Regions from separate parts of the Homo sapiens genome. Here region 1 is linked to region 2. A link is a contact called in ENCODE POLR2A ChIA-PET data. All regions are on one chromosome and are shown on one strand. Each heading gives the region's core, a stretch centred on a gene start or an enhancer-like site at or near the end of the contact. The rest is flanking DNA. Distances are from core to core; before and after follow the strand shown. Region 1 has its middle 28 kb from the start of TNRC6A. Region 2 overlaps TNRC6A (trinucleotide repeat containing adaptor 6A).

Region 1 (2,976 bases), core at 6-2,505, 120 kb before region 2:
TGAGGGGTAAGAATTATTAATTTCCATTTTACAGATATGGACACCGAAGTTCTAAGAAGCTCAGCAATGTGCCAAGTGCTAGTGTTACACAGGAAATAAGTAGCAGAGACAGGCTTTAAATCTAGCTCTGATGCCAAAGGCTATGTTCCTTCCACCATGCTTGATTCTGCCCCTTCCAGAATCAGGGACCCTTTAGGTTCTGGGTGCCCAAAGTTTTTGACCCACAGTAACTCTAGTATCTGGTAATAGCTGGGATCAAAAGGTGCCCCAGAGGCTGGTCAAGGTGGCTCACACCTGTAATTTTAGCACTTTGGGAAACTGAGACGGGAGGATCACTCAAAGGCCAGGAGGAGTTCAAGACCAGCCTGGGCAACATAGTGAGACCCTGTGTCTGAATTTTTCTTTTTTTTTTTGAGACAGAGTCTCACTCTGTTGCCCAGGCTGGAGTGCAGTGGTGCGATCTTGGCTCACTGCAATCTCTGCTTCCCAAGTTTAAGCAATTCTCCTGCCTCAGCTTCCCAAGTAGCTGGGACTACAGACGCATGCCACCATGCCCGGCTAATTTTTGTATTTTTAGTAGAGACAGGTTTCACCATGTTGGCCAGGCTGGTCTTACGAACTCCTAACCTCAGATGAGCCTCCCCCCTTGACCTCTCAAAGTTTTGGGATTATAGGCATGAGCCACCGTGCCCAGCCTATGTCTGAATATTAAATAAATAAGTAAGTGGTGCTCCAGGGGGTTCCCTCACACTCTTCTCTTTCTCTTGCTGCACCCCTGAACCCTAATGACCTATGGATCTTCGTGGTAGAGGTGCCATATTGGCTGTGCTCAGTAACTAGGCTCAAAGTGCTGACCGCTGTGCCTGTCTGGCTGTCTTAGCCAGTGAGATGCTGTCCTTAGGCAATAGCCTACCTATATGTTTCAGCCGATCCCTGACCCCACACCTCTAGACATTCTCCACTAGCCAGCATGTTGAACATCTTTTCTCTTGCTTCTTTATAGCAAACCACTTGTTCCCTGCCACCCCATGTTCCGCCATGGCTACCACGTGGGCTGACGCCTTCACAGACATGTTTCTCTCGCTCTTTGGAATTGTCTGTCACTGACCCAATGCAATAAGGCTGCCCAATGTGCTCTGGTCATCCCAGGCTGAATTAATCAAAGTATAAGGCCCAGAACCAGGGAGGTGGACTTGGGTCAGCCCTAGCCCGGGAAGAACATTCAGTTCTGGGAGGAAGGGTGCCAAAAGGCAGTTAAGTTCAGAGGCAATTATCCAGAGAGCACGAGGCTCAAAGCCAAAATGTATGAGTAACATTGAAAGAATTGAGGTTGTGTGGACTGAAGCAGAGATGACTCAGGCGGAGACTATTCCCAAATGAGGCTGCAGGGGACTGCAGGGGGAGCTTCAGGAGCTGGGGCTCACTGCCACTAAGAATTCACTCCTCTGCTGGCATCTGGCTCTTCAATGCTCCCAAGCCTCTCTGAGTCTGAGTTCCCTCTCCCACCCACCTTACTAACTTTTTTTTCTTTTTTTTTTTTTTTGAGACGGAGTCTCGCTCTGTCGCCCAGGCTGGAGTGCAATGGCCATGATCTCAGCTCACTGCAACCTCCATCTTCTGGGTTCAAGCAATTCTCCTGCCTCAGCCTCCCGAGTAGCTGGGACTACAGGCGCATGCCACCATGCCTGGCTAATTTTTGTATTTTTAATAGAGATGGGGTTTCACCATGTTGGTCAGGCTAGTCTGAACTCCTGACCTCAGGCGATCTGCCCGTCTCAGCCTCCCAAAGTGCTCGGATTACAGGCGTGAGCCACAGTGCCCAGCCACTTACTAACTTGTCTAACCTCCTGGCTTCCGAAACCCATGGCCCTGCTATCCCTTCTGTCATTTTCACAAATGATTCTGCCTCTTTCCTCAGGAAATTGAGGCCAATAAGAAAAACATTCTCTGCACCATCAACTAATTGGTATCTGAACCCATCCTTTCCTCCTTCCTTCTGGTCTTATGGAAGAGAGACTGGACTCCTTCCAAGGTTAATTCTTCCACATGGACTTTGGAGTCCATCCATCAACTTTGTTCCTATTTCTTCCACATCTCACACTCCTATAAAGAAGCCTAAGTCTTTCCTGTACTGAAAAAAAACAAAAACAAAAAAAACACGCCTCTCAATAACCCCACTGATTGCCTCCTCTTCTATATGCAGGGACCATGTGTCTTCTCTTTCACATTTCACATGTAAACTCTATTTTCTTTTCTTTTCTTTTTTCTTTTTTTTTTTTTTTTTTGAGGCAGTGTCCACATTTCGCGTGTAAACTCTTTTTTCTTTTCTTTTTTCTTTTTTCTTTTTTTTTTTTTGAGGCAGGGTTTCGCTCTGTCACCCAGGCTGGAGTGCAATGGCACAATCTTTCCTCACTGCAGCCTCTGCCTCTGGAGCTCAAGTGATCTTCCCAGCTCAGCCTCCCGAGTAGCTGGGACTTCAGGCACATGCCACCATGCCCAGCTAATTTTTGTATTTTTTGTAGAGATGAGATCTTGCCATGTTGCCTAAGCTTGTCTTGAACTCCTGGGCTAAAACAAGCCACCCACCTCAGCCTCCCAAAGTGCTAGGATTATAGGCATGAGCCACCATGCCTGGCTCTATCAAATCTTCAAACCTTATCATAGTATACCACTGCTATTTAAGCTATTGCAGATTAGATTGGACCATATGAAATTGTCATTTTTTCAGTAACAGCTTTTTTGAGAAATAATTCACATACCCTACAATTCACACACTTAAAATATACAATTTGGCTGGGCACGGTGACACCTCTTGAAACCAGGGGTTCGAGGCTGCAGTGAGCTGTGATCATCCCACCGCACTTTAGCCCGGGTGACACAGTGAGATGCTAACTCTAAAAAAATAAAGCATACAGCCAGGCGCAGTGGCTCACGCCTGTAATCCCAGCACTTTGGGAGGCTGAGGCAGGCAGATCA
Region 2 (3,237 bases), core at 427-2,926:
GGATTCCGTGAGAGGTGGATAGGCCTGAGCTGTGTCATGGAATGGTCTTTCCCAGCACCTGAAGTGTTTGTGAGGTGCCTTGAGTTGCAGATGGGGTCAGGGATGAGGGCTGTACTCCCAGGGGAAGGGTGGATGCCACAGGGGTCCAGCAGGAAGGCCAGATGGGGAGCCCCTGCAGTAACCCCGGGGAAAACAAGGAGCATCTGTGCGATCGCAAGCTCTGGAATCCCCTTAAAGCTTCATGCCCTGAAGGACACACACGCAGAGTGATCAGACACTACTGAAGTCTTCCCCAGATGGTACCGTTTGAGATTATTTTAGCTCCTATCAATGAGAAGATCTCAAAAAGATGCAGCCTTTTGTGGCTCACTGCCCTCCTCTGTGGTGAACTGGGAGCCATTCTGAGCTCACTGTCGCCAGAGGCAGAGCCCCCTGCCATAGGAGTTAATGCCTGGCCATGGCTAGGGCGAGCTGAAATTCTGGGCCTAGGGAGAAAGCCTCCCATGTAGAAGTGCAAGGAAGTGAAGGAAGTCAAGAGGCCAGGTGATCTGCTAAGTAACTGTAGTTGGGCTCTTTCAGTCCTGGAAAACTGACTTGTCCTTTTTTTCCTTGTTTAGGTTCCAGCTGGGGTGAGAGCAGCTCAGGGAGAATAACAAATTGGCTTGTTCTAAAAAACCTTACACCTCAGGTAAGGATACCAGATACGCTGGTTTATGTGGCTACGCCAGGGAGCATGGGAACAGAGGTTCGGGTCTGTATGTGAGACAAGGGCTGCTAGGTGGTAGTGAAGCCGAGCAGAGGAAACAGCAGAGGAGTGGTCTGTAGACCTCAGGCAGGCTGTGGTCGAATCTGGTGGTTCACGCTGTAATGTGCCTGGGAACCAACCAAGCATACAGATTCCCAGGCCTCACCCAGAGATTGAGTCAGTAGATCTGGGCTAGGGGCTGGGACTCTGCATTTGTATGAGGGCCTGCAGATGAATTTGACACAGGTGGTCCTTGTTGGCACATGGAGAAATCCTGGTCTGCCCCTGAGGTGAGAGCATTTTCTTAGCCCCTGGCCTGCGCCCTCCTCTGGAGGCTGGGTGTTGAGCTCCCACCTCCCTCCTCCCTCAGGGAGCAGAACCTTGATGGATGCTGTCCTCAGGGCAGGGAAGAGAGAAGACATGGAGCCACAGTGGGGATCTGGGGAGTGTCCAGGAGTCTAGAGGCCAGAGCGGTATGGCTCTGGGAGCAGTGGAGGTGGGGAAGATGGCTCTGCACCCCGTCAGAGCAACGTCAGAGTGTCAGTGAAGAGTGGTGCCAGGAGCACAGAGCCTCAGGAAAGAGAGGAGGGGCAGCAGTGCAGCCTGAAACAGCCTCCTGGAGGGCCCGCGGTGACGCCTCTCACTGGCAGTTTCCACACTGTTTCCTAGATCGATGGCTCAACTCTGCGCACTCTGTGCATGCAGCACGGCCCGCTGATCACATTCCACCTGAACCTCCCTCACGGAAATGCTCTGGTCCGCTACAGTTCAAAAGAAGAGGTAGTGAAGGCACAAAAGTCTCTGCACATGTAAGTTGGCTGTTGGGCTCCCAGTTGGAAGAGTCTAGGGGAAGGAGTGTGAGAGCACAGCCTGACCCGGGGCAGTGCACAGGGTCCTGCGTGGGTGGCTCCTGCTGGCTGCAGTAGTGCCCTGATTCCAAGGTCGGCATTCCTAAGCGGGGAATCAGACCTGGCTAGATGGCCCTAGAAAGTCCCTTACGTTGCCCATGGCAGACAGAGGAAGTTCGCTCTGGGCAAGGCACCAGGCCCTGGAGAGCTGTGGGTGCACACTCGGGTGAAGGGAGGGCACGCAGGTTATGTGGTGTAGTCTCTCCCTCTGTGCCTTCTGTGGCTTTTCTAGCAGAGACAAGTTGCACCCTCACTTGTGAGTGAATGAAGCCCTCCTGGTGTGCTGTCCTCACGTGTCCGCGGTGCCTCTCTCCTCTAGGTGTGTACTGGGGAACACTACTATTCTTGCTGAGTTTGCCAGTGAAGAGGAGATCAGTCGTTTCTTTGCACAAAGCCAGTCTCTGACCCCTTCTCCCGGCTGGCAGTCTCTCGGGTCCAGCCAGAGCCGGCTGGGCTCCCTCGACTGTTCCCACTCATTCTCCAGCCGGACCGATCTCAATCACTGGAATGGTGCTGGGCTGTCGGGAACTAACTGTGGAGACCTTCACGGCACTTCACTCTGGGGGACCCCGCATTATTCCACAAGCCTGTGGGGTCCCCCAAGCAGCAGCGACCCCCGAGGAATTAGCAGCCCATCTCCCATTAACGCTTTTCTTTCTGTTGACCACCTGGGTGGGGGTGGAGAGTCCATGTAACAGTGTAGATGCAGACTCACCGACCGGGACCTCAGACGCGAGGGAAAGGAGCACTAAGTGGGGCTCGCCGCCTGCAGCCAGGGGCCGCCTGTGGGAACAGCTATTCTCTGCACATTTTCCACTTTGTTTTCCCCAAAACATATCAGTTTGAATACTTGAATCATGCAGGCCAATATTATAATGTGAAAAGGTATCTACTCTATTTACACTCCCAAATAGCGCCATACATGCTAAACCGTAGAGAATGAGCTCGCTTGTGTCTATTCATCATGTTTAGCCTTTGGATTCTTTTTTTTTTTTTCCTTCTATTCCTCCCCAACCCCCCCCCCCGCCCCTTTTTTTCTCTCTTGCAAAACCATTTTTTGGGCTGATAACGTATGAGCTTTTCCCTTTGCACTGAATGATGTTCTCTCCGTCTCATCGGCAGTATGGGGGGCAGCTGTCCCAGTGTCAATGTTTACTCAAGGGTGTTCTTAGGAGGCGTGCGCTCTCTACTATGCCTTGATGTTGCCTACCTTATTGTGGTATCGTGGAGTTTAAAAGATCAAGTTAGGATGCTGACTTAGGATTATTAATGAAAGTGTTGCACCAGTTTTTTCATGTTGTAAAACTAAAGAATTTCGCTCTGCAGTTTGAAAAACTGTGGCCACAGCTGTGACTTGCAGCCCACCTGCCACCCAGGACGGGCCCTGCACTTTGAATAGGCTTTCCATTTTGTTTTGGAGGTTCTCACTTTGAACCTTCTTGTTTACAGATTTTTTTGTTTGTTTTTTGAGAAAAAAAAATGTTTACTCTTCCATCATTTAAAAAAAATGTAAAAGACAAAAAAAAAATGGAGGATGATTTAAAAGATGCTTTCTATCTCTGGGAAAAAGGAGCAGCATTTGGC

The links. ChIA-PET counts read pairs that join two places held with the same protein, here RNA polymerase II (POLR2A).
Region 1: POLR2A ChIA-PET joins it to region 2 with 12 read pairs in activated CD8-positive, alpha-beta memory T cell. The contact joins two enhancer-like sites. POLR2A ChIA-PET finds 5 or more read pairs at or near these places in 5 of 52 experiments (AG04449, CD4-positive, alpha-beta T cell, RWPE1 and 2 more).

The regions. Positions count from the first base shown.
Region 1 is chr16:24,699,841-24,702,816 of GRCh38, forward strand. It overlaps a transcript of TNRC6A not described here. Among named protein-coding and RNA genes, the nearest start is that of TNRC6A, 28 kb to the right of the region's middle. Within about 2 kb of position 1,256, at least 19 of the 41 ENCODE cell types and tissues checked have a DNase peak (open chromatin) inside an H3K27ac peak, as active enhancers do.
Region 2 is chr16:24,821,460-24,824,696 of GRCh38, forward strand. TNRC6A (trinucleotide repeat containing adaptor 6A) reads left to right here. Exons shown (of 25, transcript NM_014494.4): 23 at 618-688; 24 at 1,415-1,554; 25 at 1,973-3,237. The coding sequence ends at 2,348. Among named protein-coding and RNA genes, the nearest start is that of SLC5A11, 23 kb to the right of the region's middle. RefSeq lists an enhancer at 1,353-1,853. Within about 2 kb of position 1,677, at least 2 of the 41 ENCODE cell types and tissues checked have a DNase peak (open chromatin) inside an H3K27ac peak, as active enhancers do.